2 separate regions of the Homo sapiens genome follow, and region 1 is linked to region 2. A link is an interaction called in ENCODE POLR2A ChIA-PET data of the cell type or tissue named here. Cell type or tissue: HCT116. All regions are shown on one strand. Each heading gives the region's core, and the rest is flanking DNA. Links, peaks and the distances in the headings are about the cores only. Region 1 overlaps ACBD7-DCLRE1CP1 (ACBD7-DCLRE1CP1 readthrough). Region 2 has its middle 56 kb from the start of PTER.

What was found. ChIA-PET counts read pairs that join two places held together with the same protein. Peaks named below come from ENCODE experiments on the same cell type or tissue, not always from the same donor. Only the 100,000 strongest peaks of a DNase experiment are listed, where the experiment ranks them.
Region 1: POLR2A ChIA-PET joins it to region 2 with 6 read pairs; 1 of 35 experiments calls an interaction of 5 or more read pairs at or near these places.

Annotation. Positions count from the first base shown.
Region 1 is chr10:15,006,369-15,022,444 of GRCh38, reverse strand. ACBD7-DCLRE1CP1 (ACBD7-DCLRE1CP1 readthrough) reads left to right here. Exons shown (of 8, transcript NR_144471.1): 4 at 582-641; 5 at 4,293-4,394; 6 at 5,154-5,218; 7 at 5,401-5,541; 8 at 6,974-7,373. It also overlaps the pseudogene OR7E115P and the pseudogene DCLRE1CP1. Among named protein-coding and RNA genes, the nearest start is that of OLAH, 30 kb to the left of the region's middle. RefSeq lists an enhancer at 8,477-8,536. In HCT116, for the core only: no CTCF peak of the experiment used is centred there; a DNase peak (open chromatin) is centred at 8,774.
Region 2 is chr10:16,373,015-16,389,090 of GRCh38, reverse strand. No RefSeq gene overlaps it. Among named protein-coding and RNA genes, the nearest start is that of PTER, 56 kb to the left of the region's middle. In HCT116, for the core only: no CTCF peak of the experiment used is centred there; a DNase peak (open chromatin) is centred at 7,780; H3K27me3 peaks cover 3,803 bases.

The sequences.
Region 1 (16,076 bases), core at 4,211-12,210, 1.4 Mb after region 2:
CAAAAAACTCAGCCTTGCGTAGTAGCGGGCGCCTGTCATCCCAGCTACTTGGGAGGCTGAGGCAGGAGAATCGCGTGAACCCAGGAGGCGGTGGTTGCAGTGAGCCAATACCACACCACTGCGCTCCAGCCTGGGAGAGCGAGAATCCATCTGAGAAAAAAAAAAAAAGAACCAGTGTATGAAGCATCCATGTCACAGACCCATCCAGACTGTGTTCTGAGGCACAAAAGTTAGGACACATGACCACGTTTTTACAAAGACTCAAAATTCAGAGAGAGAGGGGAACGGGAGTGGTAGGGATGGGGAGATGAAGGAGGAAAAATGAATTCATGGAAACAGAATTGTGTCAGAGGATTATATGCATTTACAAGGCATTTACTCCGTATTGCCAAATCTGCCTCAAGACAGGTATTATTTTCTTTACAATTCTTTCTGTTAAAATATTTATTACAATGTAATCGGAATTGTTTATATAGAGAGTCTGAAACTTCTCTTTGCCCCGTTTCTGTGTTTCAGACAGCAAAGGCATATAAAGCCATGAAAAACTGCTACATACATGGTCTCTTATTTTATTTTTACAGATATCTATTGAAATCGAGGCTCCTACCCAGATATCTTTAGTGGATGAAGCATCAGGAGAGGTAACTAAATATTAAATATTGATTTTTTTAAAAAAATGCGGTGCTAAAATGATTGTTTATATTTCTCTTTGATTTTGTAGTCAGATGCTCCACCCATCAGCTATACCCTCAATCTTTCTCTTTGATTTTGAATGCTCATTTAACCATAAATAAAAATCTAGTAATTGAGTGGGGTTTTAGGGGCAAAAAATCCCTTTGTGATTGTGTAAGTCCATTTGGGCTGGACTCACAAAACTACCGTAGACTGAGTGGCTTATACAATAGACACTTGTTGCTTAGGTTTCTAGAGACTGGAAATCCAAGATCCAGTCTCCAGCAGATTTCGTGTCTGGTGAGGGCCCACTTCCTGGTTCTTTTTTTTTTTGAGACGGAGTCTCACTCCGTCACCCAGGCTGGAGTGCAGTGGTGTGATCTTGGCTCACTGCAACCTCCACCTCCTGGGTTCAAGCGATTCTCCTGCCTCAGCCTCTCTAGTAGCTGGGATTACAGGCGCCTGCCACCACGACCAGAGCCCAGCTAATTATTGTATTTTTAGTAGAGAGGGGGTTTCACCATGTTGGTCAGACTCATCTTGAACTCCTGACCTCAAGTGATCTGCCTGCCTTGGCCTCCCAAAGTGCTGGGGTGACCGGTGTGAGTCACTGTGCCTGGCCACTTCCTGGTTCTTAGATGCTGTCTTTTTCCCTGTGTCCTCCCATAGTAAAGGAGCAAACAAGCTCCCCTGGGCATCTTTTATAAAGGCACTGATGTCACTCACAAGGCTTCTATGCCCAACAACTAATCACCTCCCAAAGGCCTCCTAATAAAACCACTTTGGGGGTTAGGATTTCAACATACGGATTTTGGGAAGGGACACGAACATTTAGTCCTTAACAGTGATGTATTTATTTCCCATGTTGTAAAGGATTGGGCATGGCTTATTTTTTGTTCCTTATTACATGCTAATGATGGGAACCCTGGTGTTGATATTACTACCTGATGTTATTGTCACATTTACTGAGTTTTATAATATTCAGAATTTAAAATGGTGATTAATATTTTTGCAGCAAATTCATGGATATTGTACTTTTTTTCTGAACCCTTATTCAGAAAAGGGGCACTGCCAAGTGGAAAAATTTATTTTTCATCATTAAATTTTGAGTAGTACTTTTGTGAATGTATGGTTTTAATAAGTAGGACTATAGACATACACCCCCCGTTTTTTTAACCTTTTCCTATTTTGGTTAATATTGGTTTTGTAGCTTGATTATAGCACACTGCTTTGCCATGTTTAACTGTGAGGGTGTCTTGTGTTGTTTGAATGTGATCTGAACAGAAACTGACCTTTTCAGATGTTTCTTCTTTGGAGATCAGACAGTTGAAGTTGAAGTATTCTTCCCATCAAATTATCCTGAGGGAGGACTACAGAGCCAGTTTAGGGAGAATTAAAAAGGAAAAAAAAAAATAGGTGAACCTTTGTAAATGCCATCCTGGACTCTGCCAACTGCTTTTCCGGGGAATAGTGTGATAGTGTGTGGCCTTGTCACATCAGGGATATTGGTGAAAGGCATTCCCTGAGCTGGGGGCTGACAGCAGGCTGACTTTTGAGCAGTCTTGCCTCCACTTTGATTTTTTATGTTTCTTCCTGTGTGCCATGACTTTTGTGCATTGTTTATCCAGCTCCAACCAGGGGGAGACCCATTCGAAAGGGTCCTCCAGAATGAATGGAGACTTCCATGAGGAGTCACTGTCACTGAGCAGTGACCTGGTGTGTGCAGAGCTCTCCCCACTTACTGATGGCTGGAGAGGCAGTAGTGCCCGCAGGTCTTGCCCTTGCCGAACAGTATGATGTGCAGTGTGTATCGGGACCAGGCCTCATCCAGGCTTTAATCTTTTTTTTTTTTTTTTTGAGACTGAGCCTCACTGTGTCGCCCAGGCTGGAGTGCAGTAGGGCGATCTTGGTTCACTGCAATCTCCACCTCCTGGGTTCAAGCGATTCTCTTGCCTCAGCCTCCTGAGTAGCTGGGATTACAGGTGCCCACCACCACGCCTGGCTAATTTTTGTATTTTTAGTAGACACAGGGTTTCACCATGTTGGCCAGACTGGTCTCTAACTCCTGACCTCAAGGGGTTCACTCACCTCAGCCTCCCAAAGTGCTGGAATTACAGGCGTGAGCCACCGCACCTGGCTAAGGCTTTAAAAATTGTTAAATAGTGGCCGGGCTTGGTGGCTCTCACCTGTAATCCCAGCACTTTGGGAGGCCGAGGCAGACGTATCACTTGAGGTCAAGAGTTCAAGACTAGCCTGGCGAACATGGTGAAACCCCATCTCTACTAAAAATACAAAAAATTAGCCAGGCGTGATGGCAGGCGCCTGTAATCCCAGCTGGGGAGGCTGGGGCAGGAGAATTGCTTGAACCCAGGAGGCAGAGGTTGCAGTGAGCCAAGATCACGCCATTGCACTCCAGCCTGGGCGACAGAGTGAGACTCCGTCTCAAAAAAAAAAAAAAAAGTAAATAGCTTTATTGACATAGAAATCAAGTCACACACTTGTGTATCCATCACCACAATCAATTTCAGAATATTTTCAGCACCCCAAGGGAAGAAGCCTTTAGCGATCGCAATGCCTCCCTATTCTCTCCTTCCCCAACCCCCGGCAACCACTACTGTATTGGACTCTCTGTCTCCATGGGTTCACCTATTCCGGATATTTCCTATGAGTGGAATCATACAACATGTGCTCATTTCATATCCGGCTTCTTTCACTGAGGATGTTTTCAAGGATCATCCATGTTGCAGCACGTGTCACTTCTTTTTATGGCCAAATAATATTTCATTGTATGGCTAGACCACATTTTCCTGATTCGTGCATCAGTTGATAGACATTTGAACTGGTTCCACCTTTTGGCTAGTATGAAGAATGCCGCTGTGCCAGCTGGGCGTGGCAGTGCCCGCCTGTAGTCCCAGCTATTTGGGAGGCTGAGGTAGGAGAATGGCTTGAACCCAGGAATCTTGATCGCACCACTGCACTCCAGAGTAGGCGACAGAGCCAGACTCCGTCTCCCAAAAAAAAAAAAAAAAGAATGCTGCTGTGAACAGTCAGGCACACATTTTTTGTGGCCATCGGTTTTCACTTATCTTGGTGGCACACTCCTGTAGTCCCAGCTACTGGGGAGGCTGAGGCAGAGAATTGCTTGATCCCAGGTGGCGGAGGTTACAGTGAGCCAAGATTGCACCACCGCATTCCAGCCTGGGGGACAGAGCAAGACTCTTGTCTCAAAATAAAAATAAATAAATAAATAAATAAATAAATAAATAAATAAATAAATGGAAGTCTTCAGCAGCTGTTTCCCCAGCGACCTTGTATTTTATCATCACTTGTATTTCTCTCTCCATGAGCAAGAATGATCTCAACATATAATTGAAAGTGCTAACATATCACAAGGAACATCTATTAGAAATTGGGTAGCATCTCCATTCTGTTATTTTCTACCCGAGGGAAGAGGTAACAGCTGAGTGCCTGGTGTGGTTCAAATTACTGTGGGATTCCATTACCATTGTATTTTAATGGATATATTTGCAGGAAGCATTTACTATGCAGCTCACATGTATTTGCTTTATTTGGGATTTTATATGAGACTCAGAAGTCACTGGGATATATTTCTTTTTCAGGTTTTTATTTCAGGGCAATAATGGAACTATCTTGTACACAGGGGACTTCAGATTGGTGCAAGGAGAAGCTGCTAGAATGGAGCTTTTGCACTCCGGGGGCAGGTACTGGGCCTCGTATAGGTGGTTTTTTGTTTGTTTGTTTGTTTTGTGAAACGGAGTGTTGCTCTGTCGCCCAGGCTGGAGGGCAGTGATGTAATCTTGGCTCACTGCAACCTCTGCCTCCAGAGTTCAAGTGATTCTCCTGCCTCAGCCTCCCAAGTAGCTGGGATAACAGGTGTGTGCCACCACACTCAACTAATTTTGTATTTTTAGTAGAGATGGGGTTTTGCCATGTTGGCCAGGCTGGTCTTGAACTCCTGACCTCAGGTGATCTGCCAGCCCTGGCCTCTCAAATTGCTGAGATTACAGGCATGAGCCACTGTGCCTGGCCCCTTGTACAGTTCTTATGTGTATGACTGAATAAAGTATTATTGTTCTGGCCATAAACAGAACAATATTGTTCTGGCCATAAACAGGTGTGGTGGCTCATGCCAGTAATCCCAGCAGTTTGGGAGGCCGAGGTGGGTGGATCATTTGAGGCCAGGAGTTCGAGACCAGACTGGTCAACATGGTGAAACCCTGTCTCTACTAAAAAATACAAAAATTAGCAAGGAGTGGTGATGCACACCCGTGATCCCAGATACTTGGGAGGCTGAGGCAGGAGAATTGCTTGAACCCGGGAGATGGAGGAGGTGGCAGTGAGCAGACATTGCACTTCAGCCTGGGCAACAGAGCGAAACTCCATCTCAAAAAACAAAAAAAGTTACACATAATTTATATCACATTGGATGGCTAACATCAATTTTTTTCTTCTTTTCAAAGACATCCAAAGTGTATATTTAGATACTATGTTGTGTGATCCAAGATTTTACCAAATTCCAAGTCAGGTAAGTCTGCCTGGAGGAAAAGGGTTATCATCTGGGTGTGCCCGTGTTTTTAGTAGGAAGTTTGTAGGGTGACAGGTCATATCCTAACTGTCCCCGTAGGTGTGAGTACCTGGGACTGTTGGGAAGGAAAAGGCTATGTGCGGCTCTCCACCTGTTAAATGTCTCTTTAAAATCCTGTCTAGGAGGAGTGTTTATGTGGAGTCTTAGAGCTGGTTCAAAGCTGGATCACTCAGAGCCTGTACCATGTTGTGTGGCTGAACTGCAAAGCGGCTTATGGCTATGAATATTTGTTCACCAACCTTAGTGAAGAATTAGGAGTCCAGGTATGGTGACTGTTCATTCTTTTTTTTTTTTTTTTTTTTTCTTTTTTTGAGAGGGAGTCTTGCTATGTCACCCAGGCTGGAGTGCAGTGATGCGATCTCGGCTCACTGCAGCCTCCACCTCCCGGGTTCAAGCAATTCTCCTGCCTCAGCCTCCTGAGTAGCTGGGATTACAGGTGTGAGCCACCATGCCCGGCTAATTTTTGTATTTTTATTAGAGACAAGGTTTCACCATGTTGGCCAGGCTAATCTTGAACTCCTGACCTCAAGCTATCTGCCTGCCTCGGCCTCCCAAAGTGCTGGGATTATAGGCGTGAGCCAGTGCTCCCAGCATATTCATTCTTTTCTCTTGCTCCCTTCCATCCTCCCAGCTCACCTTTCCTCCCCCTCCTTGCCTGCTAAATAACTGCAAACAGGGACAGATGGAAGCACCCTATCAAGACGTGTCTGCAGCAGAGGTTCGCGGGCCCTCTGAAGGAATATATCATCTTAGTTCAGTCACATCCTCCTGGGAGAAAATTGACAGAAGCCCAAATGGCTTACAAGAGCCTTCAGTGAAATGCCCCATAGACAAAGTATTTTTCCCAAACTTTGGGTCATGAAATAAATTTAGCGATTGTGACCAGCATTGAAAATAAATTTGAACAAGGAGATATGGGAGTGGATTTTTTGCAGTACATGCTCCTCTGTTGCATGTCATGTATATGCCTTAAAGATGATTCTTGATTTTTTATTTTATTTTATTTTATTTTTGAGACTGTCTTGCTCTGTCACCCAGGCTGGAGTGCAGCAGTGGCATGGTCTCGGTTCACTGCAACCTCCGCCTCCTGGGTTCAAGTGATTCTCTTGCCTCAGCCTCTGAAGTAGCTCAGATTACAGGCCTGAGCCACCACACCTGGCTAATTTTTGTATTTTTAGTAGAGATGGGGCTTCAGCATGTTTGTCAGGCTGGTCTCGAACTCCTGACCTCAAGTGATCCACTGGCCTCCGCCTCCCAAAGTGCTGGAATTACAGGCATGAGCCATGGCGCCTGGCCGAGGGTAGATGATTCTTGATTGTTTTTGTCTGTGTGGATTACTGCTTTATTCCTCGCATTTAGAATAAAGCTCGACACACAGTAGGTGTACAAGAACATTAATTGAATTTCCCTTGAAGGACTGAAGGACAATATTAACATCATTAAATGACATCCCTGAGCCGAGTCTCTGTAATTTTTCGCTTCCGTCAGTGATGGCAGCGATCCTGACCAGTCAGCCTTGTGCCTGTTGACATGCTGGCAGGATACCAGAGTGCACTGAAATAGCCAAAAACTGCTTTTCAAGAAAGAAGAGAGGGTGAATTCACTAACTGGGTGTTTTGCCCTGAGTAATTAACCTTGAACAATTTATAGGAAATACAGTTCAAATAATTTGCCCGTACATATTATTTTCCTTAGATTCATGTCAATAAGCTAGACATGTTTAGGAACATGCCTGAGATCCTTCATCATCTCACAACAGACCGCAACACTCAGATCCATGCATGGTGGCACCCCAAGGTACATGTGTGAGTGGCTCGAGACCTCCAAAAGTTTCCCACCAGAGACCTAGGCTGCGTGTTGCTCTGGTAGGTTGATGAGCTTTGGCTGGGACACCCCACGGCAGTCGGGTGCACCAAGGGAACGGATTGCCCTACGCCCACACCTGGAGGACTGTGGGTATAAGGTGTCCAAGAAAAAAGCTCAGATCTGCTGACAGCAGGTATGTTCCTTGGGATATACTATCTGACAGGGGGAATGCAGCCTCGTATCAGAAACAAAGCAGGTCATTTGCCATCTAGCAGAGCCTAAGAGCAGAAGGCAGGTGAGAGAATTCTTAGGAGCTGTGAGGTTTTGTAGACTGTGGATCCCAAACTTTGCAGTATTAGCTAAGCCTTTGTTTGAGGTCACAAAGGAGGCGGGGACCGGGAACCTTTTGAATGGGGATCCCAACAACAGCAAGTCTTTCACGAGTTAAAGGAGAAACTTATGTCAGCCCCAGCCCTGGGGCTACCTGATCTGACAAAGCCTTTTACATCGTATGTGTCAGAGAGAGAAAAGATGGCAGCCGGACTTTGAACCCAAACTGTGGGGCCCTGGCCGAGGCTGGTGGCCTACGTCTCTAAACAAGTAGACGGGGTCTCTAAAGGATGGCCCCCATGTTTGAGGGCCTTGGCAGCAACTGCCCTGCTAGTACAAGAAGCAAATAAGCTGACTCTTGGGTAGAACCTGAACAGAAAAGGCCCCCCATGCTGTGGTGACTTTAATGAATACTAAAGGACATGATTGGCTAACGAATGCGAGACTCACCAAGTACCAAAGTGAAAATCCCCATATAACCATTGAAGTTTGTAACATCCTACACCCTGCAACCTTGCTCCCACTATCAGAGAGCCCTGTCAAGCATGATTGTGTAGAAATGTTGGACTCGGTTGACTCTAGCAGACCTGACCTCCGGGTCCAGCCTTGGGCATCAGTAGACTGGGAACTATAGGTGGACGGGAGCAGCTTCATCATCCCGCAAGGAGAGAGAGGTGCAGGGTATGCAGTGGTAACCCTGGACACTGTTGTTGAAGCCAGATCGATGCCCCAGGCCACTTCACCCAGAAAGCTGAACTCATTGCTTTCATTCAGGCCTTAGAACTCAGTGAGGGTGAGACTGTCAACATTTACACTGATTCTCGGTATGTCTTTTTAACCCTTCAAGTGCATGGAGCGTGATAGAAGGAAAAGGGCCTATTGAACTCTGGGGGAAAAGGCAGAAAATAACAACCAGAAATCTTGCATTTATTAGAAGCAGTATGGAAACCCCACAAGGTGGCAGTTATGCATTGCAGAGGACACCAGCGAGCTTCCACCTTGGTGGGCTTGGGGAATTCCCGCGCTGACTCAGAGGCTGCAAAAGCAGCATCTGTCCCCTTCCGGGCATCAGTCATAGCCCCTCTGCTCCCTCAAGCACCTGATCTTGGACCTGCTTATTCTAAAGAATAAAAGGACTTTCTCCAGGTAGAGGGAAGGACAAGTGATGGAGGAAGGATGGAGTCAGTTACCAGATGGGAGCGTAGCTGTGCCACAGCTGTGAGGAACTGCAGTTGTACTGGCACCCATCTATGTCAGGAGTCACTTGAAAAGTTGTTAGGCTGGTATTTCTACATCTCACATTTGTCAGCTCTTGCCAAAACGGTGAGGCAGTGGTGTGTCACCTGCCTACAGCCTAATGCGAGGCAAGGTCCAGCCGTTCAGCCCAGTGTACAAGCTTATGGAGCAGTCCCCTTTGAAGATCTCCAGGTAGACTTCACAGAGATGCCAAAGTGTGGAGGTAACAAGTATTTACTTGTTCTTGGGCGTACCTACTCTGGGTGGGTGGAGGCTTATCCAACACGAACTGGGAAACCTCGTGAAGAAACCCGTGTGCTTCTTCGAGGTCTGATTCCTAGATTGGGACTGCCCTTCCGGATCGGCTCAGATAACGGGCCTGCATTTGTAGCTGACTTGCTACAGAAGACAGCAAAGGTATTGGGGATCACACGGAAACTGCATGCCGCCTCCCAGCCTCAGAGTTCTGGAAAGGTGGAGCGGATGAATTGGACTATCAAAAATAGTACTATTGTCTTCCCCTCTGGATATGTAAAACACCACCACGAGGGGCGTCAAACCACCTGCTAAATTTGAGGGAATGTTATCCTCTTCCCCGCTCCCCCGGCCCCAGATATTAGAGACAATAACACACGGGTAATGTACAACCACTGCTTTATTGGGAGTAATATCATCTCCTCCCTTCTTGGATATTAGGAACAATATCACACTGTGCGTGTACGCCTGTCGCGAAATTCAATGGAATGTCATCCTGTGCTTCCCTGGATATGATGAACAGTAAGTATCACGGGGGATGTACAACTTCTGAGATATTGGGAGTGACCTCATCCTCTCCCATCTGGAACTTAGGGACAGTATCACAAGGGTAGTGTACACCCTCTGTGACATTAGGATGAATATCATCCTCCCGCCCACTGGATATTAAAAACCGTATCACAAGGGGCGTGCACACACACTTCGATATTGGTATGAATACCATCCTCTCCCTCTTTGGATATTCAGTGCAGTATTTCAGGTGGGGAATACACTACCTACAATATTGGAAGTAATATGATTTTCTCCCACCCAGGATATTGGAAAGAATATCACGGGGGGTGTGAACAACCCCTGCGATATTTGGAGTTATATCATCGTCTCCCCTCAAGAATATTAAGAACAATATCTTAGGGGTGGGGGTTGTACACTCCTTTTCATATTCGATATCATCCTCTTCCCCCTTGGATATTAGGAACAATATCAGGAAGGGATGTACAGACCCTGCGACCTTTGCTGTCATATAATTGTCTCTCCCCTAGATATTAAGGAAAATGTCACGGGGGATGTGAACACCCCTGCGATATTCGGAGTAGTATCATCCTGTCCAACCTTGCGTATTGGGAACAACATCACAGGTGGGTTGTACTGCCTCTGCGATATTGGGAGTAAAATTTTCCTCTCTTCCCCTGGATACTAGGAAGGGTATCAGAGGGGGAGGGTACACATTCCCTGCGATATTCAATGTCACCTTATCCTCTCCCTCCCAGGGTATTCAGAACAATAGGACAGGAGGGGTGTACACACCCTGCGATATTGCGAGTCATATCATCCTCTTTCACTCTGGATGTTAGGAACAATCTCACAGGGTTGTGTACGCCCCCTGCGATATTGGGAGTAATATCATCCTCTCTCCCTGTGGATATTAGGAAGAGTATCACAGGGCTGTGTAAACGCCCTGCGGTACTGGGAGTAATATCATCCCCTCTTCCTCTGGAGATGAGGAAGATTTTCACAGGGGTGTGTACACCCCCTGCGATATTGGGAGGAACATCATCCTCTCCACCTGGGAAATGAGTAAGAAGGACACAGGGGCAGGGTGGACTCCTCCTGCGATATTGGCAGTAATGTCATCCTCCCCAAACCTGGATGTTAGCAACGAGATCACAGAGGGGGTGTACACACCCTGCGATATTGGAAGTAATATGATCCTCTCCCCAACTGGATATTGGGAAAGATATCACAGCACGGGTATACATTTCCTACACTGTTGGAAGTAATATCATTCATTTCCTTTCTGGATATGAGGAAGAATATCACAGGGGTGCTGTACAATTATTTCCATATTGGGAGTACTCTCATCCTCTATTTTCCTGGATATTGGGCCCAATAACACAAAAAGGTGTACAACCCCTGCAATATTGGGAGTAATAGCATACTCTCCTTCCCTGGATGTTAGAAAACAATATCATCAGGGCTGAACACCCCCTGCGATAATGGGAGTCATATTGACTCTTTCACAGGCCATTTGGAACAATATCACAGGGGTGATACACCCCTGTTTACAAACAGGGGTGGTTTACACCCCCTGGGATATTGGGAGTAACATCATTCTCTCCACTACAGATATTAAGAACAATATCCCTGTGGGAGGTGGTACACCCCCAGTGATATTGGGAATAATGTCATCCTCTCCTTCCCTGGATATTCGGAACAATATCACAAGGGGGTGTACACCTTCCGTGATATTGGAAGCAGTATCATCCTCTCCCTCACTGGATATTAGAAAAACATATCACTCATGGTGTACAGCCACTGTGATATTAGGAAGAATATTACAGGGTGTACACCCACTCTGACTTTAGGAGAAATAGCTCCCTCAAATGTCACAAATAATACCACAGGGTATACAGTGATATCTCCCTAGGATATTACAAATACTATCACAGGGTGTATACCCACTGTGATAACAGGAGTAATATGTCCCAAGGATACTACCAAGAATATCACAGGGCTGTAAACCCACTATGACATCAGGAGTGATATCTCCCTAGGATATTATGAGTAACATCACAGAATGTACACCTATGGTGTGCACCCATGGTGATATTAGGTGTAATATCAACCCAGGGCATAACCAATAAGACCACAGGGAGTACATACATGAGGTACACCCACAGTGATGTTATGAGAACTATCTCCCTAGGATAATACGAATAACATCGCAGAGTGGACACACATGGTATACACCCACTGTGGCACTAGGACTAATAACTTTCTAAGATATTACGAATAGCATCACAGAATAGAAACACATGGTGTACCCCCACTGTAACGCTAGGTGTAATTTCTCCCCAGGATATTACAAGTAACATCTCAGTGCGTGCACACATGGTGAACACCCGCTGTGACATTAAGTGTAATATCCCCCTAGGATATTACCAATAACATCACAGGGTGTCCACCCATGGTGTACACGCACTGTGATGTTAGGGATAATATCTCCCTGGGATATGATGAATAATACCACAGGGTGTAGAGAAACTGTGATATTAGAGGTAATATCTCTCTAGGAGATTATGAATAATATCACAGGGTGTACACCCACTGTGATACTGGGAGCAATATCTCTCTAGGATAGTACAAAGAATATCACAGAGTGTACACCCACTGTGATATTAGGAGAAATATCTCTCTGGGATAATATGAATTATATCACAGAGTGTACACTCATGGTGTACATCCACTTTGATATTAGGAGTAATATCTTCCTAGGACATTACAAATAACATCACGGAGTGTACACCCACTGTAATATTAGGAATCGTATCTCCCTAGGTGATTACAAATAATATCAAAGGGTATACACCCACTGTGATATTAGGAGTAATATCTTCCTAGGGTATTATGAATAATTTCACAGTCTGTACACACATGGTGTACACTCACTGTGATATTAGGAGTAATTTCTACCTAGTGGATAACAAATAACATTGCAGAGTGTATGCCCACTTTGATATTAGCTGTAATATTTTTCAAAGTTGTTACAAATAAGATCACAGGGTGTACAAACATGGTGTACACTCACTGTGATATCAGGAGTCATATCTCTGTAATATATTATGAATAATATCACAGGGTGTACACCCACTGAATTATTCAGAGTAATATCTCTGTAGGATATTACTATTAATATCACAGGGTGTACAGTCACTGTGATATTAGGAGCAATATCTTTCTAGGATATTACAAATAATATCACAGGGTGTACGCCCACTCTGCTGTCAGGAGCAATATCTCCCTAGGATATCAAAAATCCTATCACAGGGTGTCCAATCTCTGCCTTCCAGGTTCTAAGGGATTCTCCTGCTTCAGCCTCCCGAGTAGCTAGGGTTACCCCCCACCACGCCCAGCTAATTTTTTTTTTTTTATTTTCACTGGAGACGGGGTTTCACCACCTTGGCCAGGCTGGTCTGGAACTCCTGACCTCAGGTGATCCATCAGCCTTGGCCGCCCAAAGTGCTGGGATTACAGGTGTGATCCATGGCACTCGGCCAAGAGTTATATATTCAATTCATTTGGAAACACAGCTCCCATATTTGAGTGTGCATGTACTTTTTTGAAGAAATGATGTCAGAAAACCTCAGGATGATAATAAATATGAAAAGTAACTGGCATGTGAAAAGGTGTTCCGATTAAGAACTCTAAGTTTCGATTTCGTTTTTAGATAATGTGGTCCTAGCTCTTGTATCGTCCTTTTACATATTCTACATCAAAGGAATTTGTAGCACGGTGTCAGAATAAAACAGAGTGTATTTCACAGCTTCTTAATTTCTTTCAATTAGACTGAGATCTTTTTCTTCAAGAGAGAAGGACATTTTCATTGCATTGTATTTTTTCTGAAAAGAGTAGGCCGTATTTTACTGAGATCACGGATTTGTTATATATGACGTTTTGGTCTCCTAACATTCTCTAGTGGATTTTCTCTAAAGTAGTATGTACAGAAAGAGTTCAATAGCAAAAAAGTAAATCATGTAATAATTCTGAGATTTTTGGATTTGTCACAACTGAGAAACATCGCTGGCAGTGTACGGTCCGCAAGTGTGAAAATGTTCCTTTTCATTTGCTTGCATCCAAAATATACACACAGCATTAAGGGCTGGTTTTTATCTTTTCTTTTTCCAATCCTCTTTTCTTCCCAAGGTGTCCAAGTCACACAGAGCCACAGAATCTCACAGGTATCTGAGAATTCCTCCTCCTGGGACTCTCAGAGGATCCAGAACTGCAGCCGGTCCTCGCTGGGCTGTCCCTGTCCATGTATCTGGTCACGGTGCTGAGGAACCTGCTCAGCACCCTGGCTGTCAGCTCTGACTCCCCCCTCCACACCCCCATGTACTTCTTCCTCTCCAACCTGTGCTGGGCTGACATCGGTTTCACCTTGGCCATAGTTCCCAAGATGACTGTGGACATGCAGTCTCATAGCAGAGTCATCTCTCATGCGGGCTGCCTGACACAGATGTCTTTCTTGGTCCTTTTTGCATGTATAGAAGACATGTTCCTGACTGTGATGGCCTATGACAGATTTGTAGCCATCTGTCGCCCTCTTTACTACCCAGTCATCATAAATCCTCACCTCTGTGTCTTCTTCGTTTTGGTGTCCTTTTTCCTTAGCCTGTTGGATTCCCAGCTGCACAGTTGGATTGTGTGACAATTCACCTTCTCCAAGAATGTGGAAATCTCTAATTTTGTCTGTGAGCCATCTCAACTTCTCTACCTTGCCTGTTCTGACAGCATCATCAATAGCATATTCATATATTTTGATAGTACTATGTTTGGTTTTCTTCCCATTTCAAGGATCCTTTTGTCTTACTATAAAATTGTCCCCTCCATTCTAAGGATTTCATCGTCAGATGGGAAGTATAAAGCCTTCACCACCTGTGGCTCTCACCTAGCAGTTGTTTGCTTATTTGATGGAACAGGCATTGGCATGTACCTGACTTCAGCTGTGGCACCACCCCCCAGGAATGGTGTGGTGGCGTCAGTGATGTACGCTGTGGTCACCCCCATGCTGAACCCTTTCATCTACAGCCTGAGAAACAGGGACATTCAAAACACCCTGTGGAGGCTGCGCAGCAGAAGAGTGGAATCTCATGATCTGTTCCATCCTTTTTTTGTGTGGGTGAGAAAGGGCAACCACATTAAATCCCTACATCTGCAAATGCTGCCCCTTAGTCACATTATTTTTGTGGCTTGATGGCTTTTATTCCTTTCCGCATTTCCTATGTGAATATTGTTTTCTTCGTTATGCCTTTAACTGGAATGGGTGAGTATTCTGGGCTCCTTTGTTTAGCAGAAACCTCATGACAGAATCCTCTATACCTAGGCGGCCTCCTTTAGTTTCTGAGCAATAACCCTGTCATCCAGGTGGAATCACAACCATCTTTTTATATACATGAAGTCCTCACTTCATTTTGGAATTCCCTGAAAATTGACTTGATGGAAACAATGTACAGCAAGTCTTCCAACACAATTGGTGCGTTCAAAGTTGTGTAGTTATAATGTTGGTGAGGAATAAGTGGTTTCACTATACCTAATTTTGCTTAAAGGTGAAGTTTCCAAGAGACTTTCAAAGATATTAAGTGAGGACATACTGTACATCAAATTCATATCCTCTTCCAGAGTTCATGTGGAATTTCTTTATAAACTGCTTCTAGAGAATCTATTTAGGCAGGTTATGTGTAGAGATCCATGTCGCCGTTCCTCAATCTTGGCTTTGAGTCAAATCACCTGGGGAGCTTACAGATGATGAGGCCTGGGTCTCAATACCTGAGATTCTGATTTCCCTGCACCTGTGTGAGTATGTGGATTTTTTTTTTTTTTAAAGCACCAGAGGTGGTTCCAATGACGAAGTTTTTAGAGGCATCAAGCTCCAATGAGTAAGAGCAGAAGTTAATTGTAATATGATTTCTTCAAATATTATCTTCAAATGCATTGTCCATCAACACCATACAAATGTTTATTATGCTGTTGTTTCTTACCATTTAGCATTTTCCATTTTTTTCTTTTTCTTTTTTTTTCTTTTTTTCTTTTTGAGGCAGAGTTTCATTCTTGTTGCCCAGGCTGGAGTGCAATGGCACGATCTCGGCTCACTGCAACCTCTGCCTCCCCTATTCAAGCGATTCTCCTGTCTCAGCCTTGCAAGTAGCTGGGATTACAGGCATGCACTACCATGCCTGGCTAATTTTTTTTTTTTTTTTTTTTTTTTTGGTATTTTTAGTAGAGACAGTGTTTCTCCATATTGGTCAGGCTGGTCTTGAACTCCCGACCTCAAGTGATCTGCCCGCTTCCGCCTCCCAATGTTCTGGGATTACAGGCATGAGCGATCGTGCCCAGCCACCACTTAGCATTTTCATTTTACATTTGTTGAAATTATAGATTTATACACACTTGGATTGCTGCTTTGTTATACACTTGCATATACATAAGATGGGAAATAGAAAAGAATAAAATGGGCATGGTATCCCTGAAGTTTCACATTCCGAGACATGTTAAAAATATTTGCTTTTTAGAAATTTGTTTCAATTGAGGAACTGTGGTATACACACCCAATGAAGTATTATTCAGCCTAAAAAGGAAGAAAATCGTCTCCATTGCAGACAAAATGGATGAGATT
Region 2 (16,076 bases), core at 3,547-11,546:
GAAACCCCGTCTCTACTGAAAATACAAAAAATTAGCCGGGTTTGGTGGCGGGCGCCTGTAGTCCCAGCTACTCGGGAGGCTGAGGCAGGAGAATGGCGTGAACCCAGGAGGCGGAGCTTGCAGTGAGCCGAGATGGCGCCACTGCACTCTATCCTGGGCAACAAGAGCAAGACTCTGTCTCAAAAAAAAAAAAAAAAGGAACTCAAATAAGACAAATGTAAGTTTTTCAAACTTCAAGTCTATGGGAGGATTGGGCCCTGTTCAGTTCTGATGCAGTTGGATGATAGACCGCATGTGGACAAACAGCCACACTGAGCCATGCAGTGCTTCACACTTGGCTCTTGCTCTCTAGCCCCCCAATGTCCACCCTGCTCTCCATGATGAGACTCCCCCAACCCTTGCAAATGCTATTGTGTGTGTGTGGTTTTTTTTTTGTTTGTTTGTTTTTTTGAGACGGGATCTCTCTCTCTCACCCAGGTTGGAGTACAGTGGCATGATCCTAGCTCACTGCAGCCTTGAACACCTGGGCTCAAGGGATCCTCCCTTCTCAGCCTCCCTTGTAGCTGGGACCACAGATGCTCACCACCATGCAGGCTAATTTTAAAAGTTTTTGTAGAGACGGGAATCTCACTATGTTGCCCAGGCTAGTCTTGAACTCCTGGGCTCAAGTGCTTCTCCCACCTTGGTCTCCCAAAATATTGGGATCACAGGCATGAGCCACTGTGCTCAGCCCATGTTTCTGCTCTTCGCTTTTACAATTCTTTCTCCACATTTAAGTTGGCCCATCCTGTGATCTGTTCATTTGCAGCCTACCTTCCTAATACACCTAAATGAGGTTACATGTGTATAATTAAGGCTTCTTTTTTTTTTTTTTTTTAATTTTTTTGAGATGGAGTCTTGCTCTTGTCACCCAGGCTGGAGTGCAATGGCATGATCTCGGCTCATTGCAACCTACACCTCCCAGGTTCAAGTGATTCTCCTGCCTCAGCTTTCCGAGTAGCTGGGATTACAGGCACCTGCCACCACGCCTGCCTAATTTTTTTTTTTTTTTTTTTGTATTTTTAGTAGAGACGGGGTTTTGCTATGATGGCCAGACTGGTCTCAACTCCTGACCTCGTGTCCACCCACTTCCACCTCCCAAAGTGCTGGGATTACAGGCGTGAGCTACGGCGCCCGGCTGTGTATAATTAACGGCATAAACTACAAGTGTTGGTAGAGATTGGGCCAGGCATCTCAGCAGGCTCAGGTGTGGCATATTAGAGGATGGGTTAAATTTTGTATAACCTGTAAGCAATGCCATTATGTGGTTGCCTTCTCTACATTTACCCAGGGACAGATCCAAACTTATAGCCTGTGAATCTGGTGACAATAATATCACTTATTGGACAATGACTACTGGCCAGTTACCTTACATTTATTATCCTTTTTAATCATCATACAAGGGCACATCTGGGATTTGTAGGGCCTGAAGTTTGTACGATTTGGGAAGCTTGGTTTAAGAACACGGACAAAGCCCAGGTGTGGCGACTCATACCTGTAATCCCAGCACTTTGGGAACCCAGCATGGGTGAATTGCTTGAGCCCAGGAGTTTGACACCAGCCTAGGCAACACGGTGAAACCCCGTCTTTACAAAAAAAAAATACAAAAATTAGCTGAGCATGGTGGCACATGCCTGTGATCCCAGCTACTTGGGAGGCTGATGTAGAAGGATCGAGGCTGCAGTAAGCCATGGCCATTGCACTCCAGTCTGGGCAATAGAGTCCCTGTCTCAAAAACAAATACCTTCCCCCTGCAAAAAAAAAAAAAAAAAAAAAAAAAGGAAAAGAAAAGAAAAGAAAAGGACAAATACAGGATGAGGTACAGGGCCTTGGAAGAGACCCACGTAAGTGCGCAGTCCTGGTGATTAAGTTTCATTAGCATCACTGCAAAGCCCCCTGGGTCTTTGACCAATGCTAAGAGGCAGCGGCGTAAAACCTGTGGTGCAATTAGCAAAACTGACTCAGCAAGCTTGAACACCTTGCCGGGTATCATGCAGTTGAATATGGTAGAAGTGGGAATTGAAGCCAGGTGTGCCTCACTCCAAAGGTTACACCCCTGCTGCCCTGACAAGTAACAATGGGCCTCTTCCAGTGAAATGCTTCCGTGGTTGCCTGCTGCTCTTGGTTTTGGTGTCATCTTGTTTTACGACTTCCCTGCACATCCTGATTTGAGGACAAGAACGAACGAGAAGATTTAAAGTGAAAAAGGACATTGAGTTGATTTGAATGAGAAATATATCTGCAAGGAGGTATGTAGATGAGTGTGTTCTGTCTCAGTCTCTCTAATCAATTTCCAAAGGATTCACTAAATTACGGGTCCAAGAGTTTATTTCTTTTCTTTTCTTGCTCTATGCCAGGCTGGAGTACAGTGGTGCAATCTTGGCTCACTGCAGCTTCAACCTCTTGGGCTCAGGCGATTCTCCCACTTCAGCCTCCTGAGTAGCTGGCACTACAGACTTGTGCTATCAGGCCTGGCTAATTTTTTTTTTTTTGAGACGGTCTTGCTCTGTCGCCCAGGCTAGAGTGCAGTGGCACAATCTTGGCTCACTGCAACCTCCACCTTCCGGGTTCAAGTGATTCTCCTGCCTCAGCCTCCCAAGTGGCTGGGACTACTGGTGCTCACCACCATGCCCGGCTAATTTTTGTGTTTTTAGTAGAGATGGGGTTTCACCATGTTGCCCAGGCTGGTCTGAAACTCCTGACCTCAAGTGATCCACCCACTTCAGCCTCCCAAAGTGCTGGGATTATAGTCGTGAGCCACGGCGCCTGGCCAGCTAACTTTTTTGCTTTTTCTTGTAGAGAGGAGGTCTCACTATGCTGCCTAGGTTGGTTTCGAATGCCTGGGCTCAAGGAATCCTCCCGCGTTGGCCTTCCAAAGTGCTGACATTACAGGCGTGAGCTACCTTGCTTGGCCAGGTCCAAGGGTTTAAACACTATTCTTTTCTTTTGCATTTTGTTTTGATGAAATAGCAATTAGAACTAAAATAGAATTTTGTTATTTAAGAATATTTAACACAAAGTCTTGATAAAAAGATTGCTTGTGAATGGGAGGGAAGGGAGAGATAAGTAACTCATATTTTTTGAGAGATTATTGTGTGCTAAGCATATAATCCTCAATGTGAAACTTTGGGATAGACACACACATCTCAATTTCGCCAATGACTGAGGGGACTGAGACTCAGATTAAGTAAATAGGTCAAATCTATACTATCACAGCAGGGAAGAGGCTGCTATTTGTTTTAAGACAAAATTTCTACAAAACACCATGTCAAATCCACATGTATTTTAACAAAAGTTAATTTAACCCAAGATAGTGGTTTTCTGCAAAAGAAAAAAAATGAGTCTCATTTTCAGATATGAAATATGATTTATCCTATATGGTATTGCATCACTGACATTTTTTAATTGCAGTCTATTTAAGGGGTTAGTTAAAAAGAATTTGAAGGACCTATTAACACACGGTACAAAAATGTGACAGAAGACTAAGAGAACAGACAATCCCAATTTCTAATTGTGAAATCAGACCCTGCTTGGGTTCAGTGCGGATTTGCAGCAAGCTCATTAAAGTCCTGTAAGGGACCATCTCTCTACTCAGAGCTGACTGCGTTGAGCCCCTCTGAGAAATGATGTGATTGTTAGCCCAAGTCTGACATATAGGGCTATATGTCAACCTCTGACCTTACAAAGGTGGGAAGTTTCCTTGAGGGCTTAGAAAATATTTCTCTGCCTTGATCATCTGTAGAGAACTGTTCCTAGATTATTCTTGACACAAAAGGAAAGTAATCGTTGTGAATGCAAACTTTGAAGGTCTTTGAATACACAAAGTAATAAAGAATAGTATGTCTGGGCCATACAATAGGTAATAATGGGAATGCAAACCTTAACTTCTGCCTGGAACAATTTTATTCCAGCCTTATTCAGTGAGAACATGCCAATTTCACACCATAGTAAGAAACTATAATTTTGGTCTCTTTTTGGCACACTGGACATATACATTGTATTATAAAAATTACACGATAGAGGTATATTTTCTCTTACAGATTTCCCCGTTTATATTTCCTTTTCTTTTTTGGAGACAGAGTCTAGCTCTGTCGCCAGGCTGGAGTGCAGTGGCACGATCTTGGCTTACTGTAACCTCCTCCTCCCAGGTTCAAGCAATTCTCCTGCCTCAGCCTCTCCAGTAGCTGGGAACACCAGCATGTGCCACCATGCCCAGCTAATATTTGTATTTTTAGTAGAGACGGGGTTTCACCATGTTGACCAGGCTGGTCTTGAACTCCTGACCTCAAGTGATCACCCACCTAGGCCTCCCAAAGTGCTGGGATTACAGGTGTGAGCCACTGTGCCCAGCCCCCTTTATATTTTCATCTTTTCAGAGGATGTCTCAAACAAAAGTCACCAATTTACTTAGGGTCAATATAGCAGAAAAAAATAAAGAGTTTGTCCCTTAATATAGTCTCGGCAGAATTACTGTCAAATCTAACAATTCATAATGATAGTAGTGTTGTTTAGGTTTCTATTGCTTTCTTTTCATCATTTTCGTAGGATCATGCTTCCTCGATTTTTCTCAGACTGTGTTGCTAGTGGTTCACTGATTTCAACCCAGCTGCAATTCTTCGGATATCTGTCAGGACCCTTTCCAGGGTCTGAGCAGGTCTTATTTGCAGAGTGCTCACTCGGACCAATGAAGCAGAGGCAGCCAGCTGGGCGCATCAGCAGTTGGCATGCCTTCCCCACTCGGTTTCTAACCATATGCCTCGTTCCACGTTTTGGCACGGGCTCCGCGCGTGTGTGTAGGAGCAGCCTAATGGACAGCTGCAGCCTACTCGAAGGAGGTAACCCTTCTGAGATAATCAGATCTGCTTCCTCCACGGCTCTGTGAATTTTACCTTGCCCCTCCACAGGGCGAGAGTCTGTGATGATTGCCATGGTGATCAATTTGTCCCCTGGGAACCAGCTAGAGACCATCACACTGATTCTATGTAGGCCATTAGGTAATGCTGAGAATCTTGGAGAGAATTGCATTTTTCTATGAAAAGAATCCCTGTGGACGGCCGGTGCGAGGTTTAATTGGACTGTATAGTTAATGCTGACTGAGAGGGGACAAAGGGTCCGGGGAAATAGTCACAGAAGTGAACTGACTGATGGGTTAGTCATATTCCGCTCCACTGTTCTTTTTTAGATATTTAACAGGAAGGAGGTGAATCTCAGTGTTTTAGGGCCAAAAGCGAGGACCTATTTGCAAGTAATGGATTTGCAGATAACAAATAGTTGGGAAATTTTTAGAATACAGCATGCATTTAGGACTTCATTGCTAGGACACCTGAAAAGTAATTGTTGCTTCTTAGAGACAAATTACTAGACATCAGCTCGGCTGGAGACCACATTCCCTTTCTTCCCAGTTCTTGCTGAGATTTTGCCATAGACCAACTAACCACTCATGGGCAGCTTTCTGGACCTTAGGAACCTCATCTCTGTCTTTGCAGACATTGTTCAATCAACCTTGTTCTGATACTGGGAACTCCATTGTGGGGTTGAGCACCGCAGTCCTCTGTGAGCTCCTTCTGAAGTCTTCAAACAGTGATTTTAGGATGGCTACCTAAGCCATTAATGAGAGTTATGTGGATTCATAGGCATGACCAATTTGTTAATATCGCTACAATTTGGTGCATGCTGTTCTATGCTGTGTCTGTAGGCCCTCAAGTAAAAGTCATCAAGGCGACTTGCCCTGAGTGGTCATACAGTCGATTAGAGGAGGGAGGCAAGACTAATATTAAAGTCATCTGGCTTAAATTGAATGCACTTTATGGTTACAGGCTTGCATTGGCTTTGCTTGCTATTCTTGGCTGTTCAGATTTTCTAACTTCAATGTATATTGGACTAGTCTTACAGAGTTCCAGCTATGCTAATTCCTATGTTCAAACTCTCTTTTTCCACTGGGATTTCCATGCCTAGCAAATAAGAATGTCAGCAGAGAAGAAGAGCATCCCATTCTGGAATATTCTAATCCACTACCAAAGCCTCTCCCTACCATGCAGGTTTCCACAGTCACCTTAATACCATTTCTATTCAAGGCTCTCCACACTTCACCTTCCTTTATACCTTCCTGTACCTCAGCCCGTGGTTTCTATTTATCTCAGATGCACACATACAAGGTGTTATTTATTAAGAAACAGGGTCTTGATCTGTCTCCCAGGCGGGAAGTACAGTGGTGTGAACACGGCTCACTGAAGTCTCAACCTCCTGGACTCAAGTGATCCTCCCACCTCAGCCTGCTCGTAGCTCGGACTACAGGTGCATCCCACCAAGCCTGGCTAATTTTTAAATATTTTGTGGAGACAGGAGTCTCACTATTTTGCCCAGGATAGTCTTGAACATTTGGACTCAAGTGATCCTCCTGCCTTGTCCTCCCAAAGTGCTGGGATTAAAGTTGTGAGCCATTGCACCCAGCCCACAGGGTGTTATTAAGTTGGCTGAGACCCTGCTTGGAGACTTCTTCTCCCCCAGAACACTGAGCTGTTTCTCTTCCACCTATCACTAGATGCTGTTACATCCGCTAGTTTTCCCTGCAGCCCCCCTCAAGAGATGAGAGTAAAGCTGACCATTCCCTTTACAGGGAGCAAGTTAAACTCAGCGGCCCCTTTCCTTGATGCCATCTTGATAATCTATGTCTTAATTTATGTTATCAAGATGTATTCATTTGAACAGCTACTAAGCAACATGTTTTAGACCATTTCTGATAAAGTTTTCCTCTTCTATATTCCTATAACTGATGATCTTTGTCAGCCTAACAAAACTAGCAAAGTATTATGCACTAAATGTGTAACAAAGTAATGTGCTAGGTAAAAACTAAGAACATGTAATCACTGCAAATGCACATATACACCAAATAAACAGGACCTAAACAGTCACGCTTAATGGACATTTAGTAGATGCTTCCAGAAGATGATGGTGATGATTCATGAGATTTGGTTAAGCAAATCACAGCTGCTCAAAATATGATTGAAAATTCCTTAATTTTAGCTGATGGCCTCAAAACTATTTGGATTGTAGATTTTATTACTATTGCTTTGTTGTCTAGCAACTTTTCTGAATTTGTTTGTCGGTGAAGTTTTATTCTTTCTCTTAAAGGTCAAGCTTTTTTTTTTTTTTTTTTTTTTTCTGCATTTTCCTTCTTTTTTTGAGATGGAGTTTCATTCTTGTTGTCCAGGCTGGAGTGCAGTGGCCTGGTCTTGACTCACTGCAACCTCTGCCTTCCCAGGTTCAAGGGATTCTCCGGTTTCAGCCTCCTGAGTAGCTGGGATTACAGGCATGTGCCACCACTCTGGGCTAATTTTGTATTTTTGGTAGAGACGGTGTTTCACCCTGTTGGTCAGGCTGGTCTCAAACTGCTGACATCAGGTGATCTGCCCACCTCAGCCTCCCAAAGTGCTGGGATTACAGGTGTGAGCCACCATGCCTGGCCTCCTCTTTCTTTTATTTTTGATTCTTTTTCTTTCTAAAACTTAATTTCTGTTTCATATTCATTTTCCCATAGCTTCAGTAGTTCCTGCAAAATGTTGTTGTCATAACTCAGCAACATCCGTTCATCATTTGTCTACATTCTGGTTGTGATAGCATTCTCCCTTGGTGCAGACACTATAAGAAGCAAAGGAGAAAACAAATGCTTGACTCATTAATCATTTTCTCAGTCTCCACGTCAACTGAGACCATGACAAAGGTTAATCATAAAGCAGGTGTCCATCTGTACCGGTCAGTGCTCATGAACAGCAGTCATCAATGAGTCATCTCTGAATCAAGAACTTCTGTAGATGATTGTGTACTTTTCAAATAAAGGTCAACCATTTGGGCTAGGTTAAAACCACTGGTGGAGCCAAGGTGCAGAAAGTCATGTACAAGTCCAAAAAATGGACATAAACATTAGCTTACAGTTGTTTTGAACCTTTGCACTCTTTTAAAATAAGGTTCCTTATTAAAAGAAGCCTTTTAATAGGTAAGTTTAGTAAGGTTTCTTTAACACATCTATTTCTTTGCCAAAGAACTTGATGGACTAAGGGTAGTTTCAGATGGCTCTAAAATTTCACTTTCAAAATTCATTAAATTGTATTTAAGTTTGTTTTATATCTTATGAGACTCTCCACCTTATGAAAATTTCATCACTTTTTAAAGTTAATTCCATTAATCTTCCAAGTCTTTCTTTGATCTTATGAGATATGAACTAATGTTATAAGTTCTCTGAAAAAATGTTTATATCTGTTTAAATTCCTCATTAATTTCTATCGAAATATGCTTAAAATGTTATAGAAAAATTTCATTTTTTTAAAGAAGTATATATCAGACAAGGCTGTATTTATTTTTAATAGGCTTAAACATTGTATCTGAATTAAAAATTTTAAAAGAATAATTGGAATGGGTTAAGAGTTGAGATAGGGCCAGGTGCAGTGGGTCACACCTGTAATCCCAGCACTTTTGGAGGCTGTACTGGGGGGATTGCTTGAGCCCAGGAATGGTTGAGACCAGCCTGGGCAACACAGTGAGACCCCATCTCTGAACAAAATTGAAAAAAATAGCTGGGCGTGGTGGTGGTGGTGCATGCCTGTAGTTCTAGGCTGAGGAAGGAGGATCATTTGAGCCTGGGAGTTCAAAGCTACATTGAGCTATGATTGCACTGCACTCCAGCCTGGGTAACAGAGCCAGACCCTATCTCAAAAAAAGAAAAAAAAAAGAAAAAGGAAAAAAGTTGACTTACAAATGAAGTTAATGGAGGAAAGCTGTTTGAACCAAAACAGCAGGCACAGGTATATCCAACAAGCAAAAAAGGGAACGATAAGGACAAGGAGTTCTGAAACTAGCAGACCTGATCTGAAGTCTAGGCCAAGCTCTAACTGGCTGTGAGACTTGGGGCAGGTGGGTGCGCTGCTCTGAGTTGTGCTCACGTGTGTAACGGAGGTGGTGATGATGATGCCGCCTGGCTACCTTCCTAGGGTCTTTCTGAGGAACACAGGAGCAGAGTGCTTAGCTGCGTGCTGCACAGCATGGACTAAATATTTTATTTTTTAAAGTTTGCTTATTCACTTTATGCTTTCATGTTTAAAAACTAGAAAAAAGCTTTTTCTTTAGAATGCTCACTAGAGGGTCAGGCGCGGTGGCTCACGCCTGTAATTCCAGCACTTTGGGAGGCCAAGGCAGGCAATCTCTTGAGGTCATGAGTTTGAGACCAGCCTGGGCAACATGGCGAAACCCAGTCTCTACTAAAAATACAAATATTAGCTGAGTGTGATGGTGCATGCCTGTAGTCACATAGTCCCAGTTACTGAGGAGGTTGAGGTGGGAGGACCGCTTGAGCCTGGGAGGTTGAGGCTGCAGTGAGCTGAGATCACAACGCTGCACTCTACTGTAGCCTGGGCAACAGAGCCAGACCATGTAAAAAAAAAAAAGATGCTCACTATGGGTGAAAGATATGACTCAAGATACTCCCATGCTTAAGAAAAAAATGTAATGATACAACTAAGGCCTGAGATGTAAAGGAATCACCATTTTCGTCTACTCTGGGTGAAATTGAACCTAAGTCTTTTTTTGTTTTGGTTTTAATTGACAAACGAGGATTATATATACTTACCAGGTACAATGGGATGTTTCCATACATGTATGCATTGTGGAATGAGCAAATCAGGCTAATTAGCATATCCATCACCTCAAATATTTATCACTTCTTTATGGTGAGAACATTTAAAATTCCTTTCTATTTAGCCTCAATACTAGAGGACAACTAACTAAAAATCTACCCCCCCAATTTTTTTTTTTTTTGAGATGGAGTTTTGCTCTTGTTGCCCAGGCTGGAGTGCAATGGCTTGATCTCGGCTCACTGCAACCTCTGCCTAATGGGTTCAAGCGATTGTCCCACCTCAGCTTCTGAGTAGCTGGGATTACATGTGCCTGCCACCACACCCGGCTAGTTTTTTATTTTTAGTAGAAAAGGGGTTTTGTCATGTTAGCCAGGCTGGTCTCGAACTCCCTACCTCAGATGATCCACCTGCCTCGGCCTCCGAAAGTGCTGGGATTACAGGCGTGAATCACCACACCCGGCCTAAAATCCCCGTTTTAAGATTTTTATTTATTTCTATTTTTTTTTAAATATAGATGGGGTGGGGTGGTGGGTCTCACTTTGTTTTCCAGGCTGGTGTTGAACTCTGGGGCTCAAGTGATCCTCCTGCCTTGGCGTCCCAAAGTCACGGGATTACAGGTGTGAGCCATTACAATCTGCCTGTTTCTAGGTTTGAATGCCTTCAGGTGGACCCAGCCTTTCCAGTTGGCCGCAGGCTCCATCACTTCCTCTTGTCTCTCCTTTCACCCATTTCCCACGTTTCTCCAGTCTCTTACCTGTTCAGACAAAGATAAGTTGTGGATTTAGTTACATCAGTTTAAACATTTTTGTTGGTGGGGTAGTGGGGCGAGGTTCTCTGATCTAAGCCCGACCGTGAACTTGAGAGAAAATTATCACAAATCTATGCCACAAATAAATGTAGGTACTCAGAATCCCCAAGGCTACATCCACAATCATAAACAACTGCAGTGATGGCTAACACACGCCCTTCAGGCCCCAGCAAACTTTACCCACTTTTTTTTTTTTTTTTTTAAGACAGAGTCTTGATCTGTCACCCAGGCTGGAATGCAGTGGTGTGATCGTGGCTTACTGCAACCTCTGCCTCCCAGGTTCAAGCAATTCTCCTGCCTCAGCCTCCCAAGTAGCTGGGATTACAGGCATGCACCACCACGCCCAGCTAATTTTGTATTTTTAGCAGAGACAGGGTTTCACCATGGTGGCCAGGCTGGCCTTGAACTCCTGAGCTCAGGCAATCCACCCTCCTTGGCCTCCCAAAGTGCTGGGATTACAGGCATGAGCCACCACGCCCGGCCACATTTCTTGCTGCTTCACCTTGAAACAAAAGGGGGCTGCACTTGATTGCCCTCAAGGATTGCCTATGAGATTTGTGAGTTTGCTGACTCTGCAGCTGGTTGCTGCTTGGGAGGGCTGGGTTGGAGAGGGATCTGGGGACTTGGACTGGGCTTTGTGGGTTTTTTTTTTTTTTTTTTTTTTTTTGAGACGGGGGCTTGCTCTGTTGTCCAGGCTGGAGTGCAATGGTGCGATCTCAGCTCACTGCAACTTCCACCTCCTGGGTTCAAGCTATTTTCCTGCCTTAGCCTCCTGAGTAGCTGGGATTACAGGCGCGTGCCACCATGCCCAGCCAATTTTTGTATTTTTAGTAGAGACAGGGTTTCACCATGTAGGCCAGGCTGGTCTTGAACTCCTGACCTCATGATCCACCCATGTTGGCCTCCCAAAGTGCTGGGATTGCAGGTGTGAGCCACCATGCCCGGCCAATGGGACTGGGCTTTGAATAGTGGATGTACCTAATTAATGGGAAGACAAAAGAATTAAGTTACCAAAGTTTTCCTCTCAAATGGTATACACCCAATAGATTCTTGTATAGCAAGTAGAACCTAAAAACTGAGAACTCAAAGCTAAAAACTGAACCTCAGTAGAACCAAGAGGTTAGTTTTTAGTTTTCCTTCCTTTCCCCACTCATGGTTCTAGAGGTACTAAGCAGTATGGAATTTACAAGACAGGCGGGTATTTGCAGAGGAGCATTTTGTTGCATTAAATGAGTCATGTCATTCTTCAGTTTCTACATATAGTACGGGAGCGGTGGCTCACACCTGTAATCCCAGCACTTTGGGAGGCCGAGGTGGGCTGATCGCTTGAGCCCAGGAGTTCAATACCAGCCTGGACAACAAAGTGAGACCTCGGCTCTCCAGAAATAAATAAAATTAGCCTGGTTTGATGGTGTGTGCCTGTAATTCCAGCTACTTGTGAGGCTGAGGCAGGAGAGTGGCTTGAACCCAGGAGGTGGAGGTTGCAGTGAGTTGAGATAATGCCACTGCACTCTAGCTTGGGCAACACAGCAAGACTGTCGCTAAAAAATAAAAAATTAACTGGGTATGGTGGCACATGCCTGTAGTCCCAGCTACTCAGGCTGAGGTCGGGGTGGGAGGATCCCTTGAGCCTAGGAGGTTGAGGCTGCGGTGATCTATGATCACACCACTACAATCCATCCTGGGTAACAGAGTGAGATCCTGACTCAAAAAAAAAAAAAAAAAAAAAAAAAGTTTCTACATATATGTAGGCTTAGGAGTATAAAGCAGATATAAATTCTTTACAATGGCAATTAAGTGAACACTGAAGTCTAGAATTACAAGTAGTTTCATTTTTATGAGTATACTTAATGAGATTGAATTAAATTTTCAAAAACTATTTAAATTTAGTTAATTAAACTTGTCATATACATTAATTATAATGTGTATTTTCCCTTGATTTTAATTAATCTCTATTATAGAAGAAAACACCTTTTTTAAAAGAACATACAAATATTTGATTTTTTGCATTTATATTAATTTTCCTTTTAGATAAAATATGCTCAAGTTTTGGACACAATTAAAAAATTTAAAAATTCTTTAGGTGATGATTGATAATTGAGCAAAAATTATGTAAATATCTTCATTATAATAGCATAATTATTGATTTTTGTGGAAAGGCAAAGAAACTATGAAACTCTAATTTATGAAGTATATATCATTATGTTATTACTCATCTAATCATCACTGGTGCATTGACAAAATATTTGGACATATACAAAAATAATTAAATTCAGCCACCTTCTGTTTTACTGACTTTTAGTCACATAAAATTCATAGCTTAATATACTGTTTTTTATTAAGATATATTTGTGAAGGCGGGGGAACAATAAATAATTTTGTAGATTTTTGGCTGGATTTTTAATGTGAAAATATTTAAACAAATATTATATCTGTCTACATTTGTCAACTTAACCTTCTATTCCCCAGATGTTAGCAGCAGGTCTAGAATGAGGCAGAGTGGAGCATCTAAAGGGAGACAGTTACTCTCATTTCCCTACTGAATTCTAGAGAAGATTTTATAGAAACATGGCAGAAATTACGTTGTACTGACCTCGCAGAAATTGACCCATGTATTTCTGTTTGGTTAATTGTGGTTCCATATTCAAAGTTCCTTGACTCAAGAAGTTGCTGTGTCTCTCATAGTCCTTGTCTATAAAAACAGACACTCTGGTAGTAGAATTGCATCAAATACTGATCAAGAAAACAAAAAGGAATTAGAGGGTGGAATTTATAATAACCACTCTTCTTTAAAAAAAAAAGTGGGGTTGATGTCTTACTGTGGGGAAACTTAGAGACATTTTAGAGGTGTCATTTTTACTAAAATTGTGCTTAGATTTTATGTCATTTTAGCGATGAACATATTTATGTACTCTTTCTCTACAAAAATATTATGTACCTACTTGGGTATTTACATGAAAATGGAAGCACTCTAGATGAGTTAGTAACAGTCTTATCATATGAGGTATGCATCATACTGTTATTATGTGAATTTGGGATTAAAATACATTCAAAGTTCGTTCTTTACAGAACTTACCAACTCAGTTCTATTTTTTCCTTGTAAGTATTTAAAAACACACAGCTTTTTATACTATGAAAACACACATTTGTAAAAATGGGATTGCGTCTGTGCTGATGTTAAAGTTTACTGAATTTTTCTCACTTGACTGTGAGTGAAATTAATGTGGATAGTTTTACGTGAGGGCCATGTGACTTACCTCTGGGGAAAAGTCTTGAACTTTTCTCCCTAGAACCTGAACACGAATGTCTGTCACTCTTGTAGTTATTTTGAGACCCGCCTCTAAAAGATAAAGTGTGGCTTTGAGCAAAACTGATCTCTTTTCCTAACAGCTGCTGTATTTATGGGAAAATGTCCCTGCCTGTGACTATCCGATGATTCTGTCATCTTATCTGTTGAACACTTGAGTAGCTTGACATTGATGATTTCTCATGTTTCTTGTGACCTTCGGGGCTTCCTTACTGGAGGCTTCAAGGATAAAGACCTCAGTTGTAAGCTCCTTAACTCCTAGAGAGGAAAGAGCCTGCTTTTATCTTTCCATGTGTTCCAGATACAATACTTTAATTTTCTAAGTGTCCAACAGTCAATGAAGTGCCTTTGCCTGCAGTATTGATTCCATCAGACACCCAGAAAGCATGATTTATAAATACTCAATGCCTTTTTCTATTCTTAGGCGAATGGAATCTACAGTAAGTATAATGAAGATTAGACACTCATGAGACTTGGTGTCCAGGTAGACATATTACACATTTTAAGTGCTGATGATCAACTCAGAGCAGAAGTTTTGTGAAGTGATCCAAGGACATGCACTTGTCATCAGGATCACCCATATCACTTTTGTTTTACTCTCTTTTTTTTCCTTAAGCTCTTTTGGACTTGACCTATATAGCATTTAAAGATTTAAATTCCTGGCAGTGTGCTGTGGCTCACATGTGTAATCCCAGCACTTTGGGAGACTGAGAAAGGAGGATTGCTTGAGGCCAGGAGTTTGAGACCAGCCTGGGCAACATAGGGAAACCTTGTCTCCACCAAAAAAAAAAAAAAAAAAAAAAGAAAATAAAAAAGATTCAAATTCCTAAGCCCACTCTTTATCTACCAAATAAAAACTGGGGGGCAGTGAGAGGATGGAAGGAGCTGGAAGTTACACTCTTTATGTTCTACTTGCCTCTCCGCATTCACGCTTCTGTCTGTACTTGGTACCCAAGGGGCTGGTCTGTATGGACATGACTGAGCACCTTGCCTTCTGGCTTCCAGGTGTGTTCAGCAAAGTGGGAGACAGAGCAGGAGACAGGAGGGAGTGGGGAGAGTGAGTCTGGATATTTCTCTCTCCTCCCTGCACCTCTCCCTGCAGGTCATTTCTAGCTGGCTATTTCCCTCCTAAAGATTCTATCAAGGTAGTACTCTCTACAAGACTCCTTTTTTAATTGAGACAGAGTCTTGCTTTACTCTGGAGGCTGGAGTGCAGTGGCACCATCATGGCTTCTTGCAGCCTCCATCTCCTGGACCTAAGCTATCCTCCTGCCTCAGCCTCCCAAGTAGCTGGGACCACAGGCATGCACCACCATGCCTGGCTAGTTTTTCAAACCTTTTTTTTTTTTTTTTCCATAGAGATGAGGTCTCAGTATGTTGCCTAGACTGGTCTTGAACTCCTCCACTCAAGTGATCCTCCCACCTTGGCCTCCCAAAGTGCTGGGATTGCAGGCATGAGCTGCTGCACCCAGCCTACAGGACTCTTCTTTATCCTGGTGGCCACTTCCTTCCTTGTGCCTGTGGTCTTGGGGCTGTTAGCCCTCTGTTACTGCACTTTCTCTTACGGTTTTCTTACGCTCTGCTTGTGTCTTTAAAATAACCCCTTTATTAAATTCTCCTCAGATGACCTAATTTGTGTATGTCATCTCTTTGTACTTTCTGCTGGAATCCTGATACAGAATTTTAAATACTCATTTAAAATTTGCAAGATCTCTTTGTTCCTGGAGATAGCATGTTGCTATATATCTTCTGAGTACACTGAGTTTATGTAGAATGAGTTCTCATTCTGTGTATGCCTATAAATGGTAATTTTTTAAAATTTGTACTTTTGAAATACAATTTATTGCACCCATTTTAAGTGTACAGTTTGAGTTTTGAAAATTGTATATCGCTGTGTAATCATCTTGACAATCAAGTTAAAGAACATATCCATCACACCAAAAAGTTCTCTTCCCTGCCTAGCTCCTCTCTATACCAGCCCCAGGCATAAACTGATCTGCTTTGTCACTACAGATTAGTTTTGCCTGTTCTAGAATTTTATATAAATGGAAATGTATAGTATTTATTCTTGTAATTTTTTTTGAGACAGTGTCTGAAAAGACCTGTAGGTGACAGGTGCACTAAAACCTCAGACTTCAGGCCAGGCGCAGTGGCTCACACCTGTAATCCCAGAACTTTGGCAGGCCAAGGCAGGTGGATCACCTGAGGCCAGGAGTTGGAGACCATCCTGGCCAACATGGCAAAACCCCGTCTCTACTAAAAATACAAAAATTAGCCGGGCATAGTAGCATGTGCC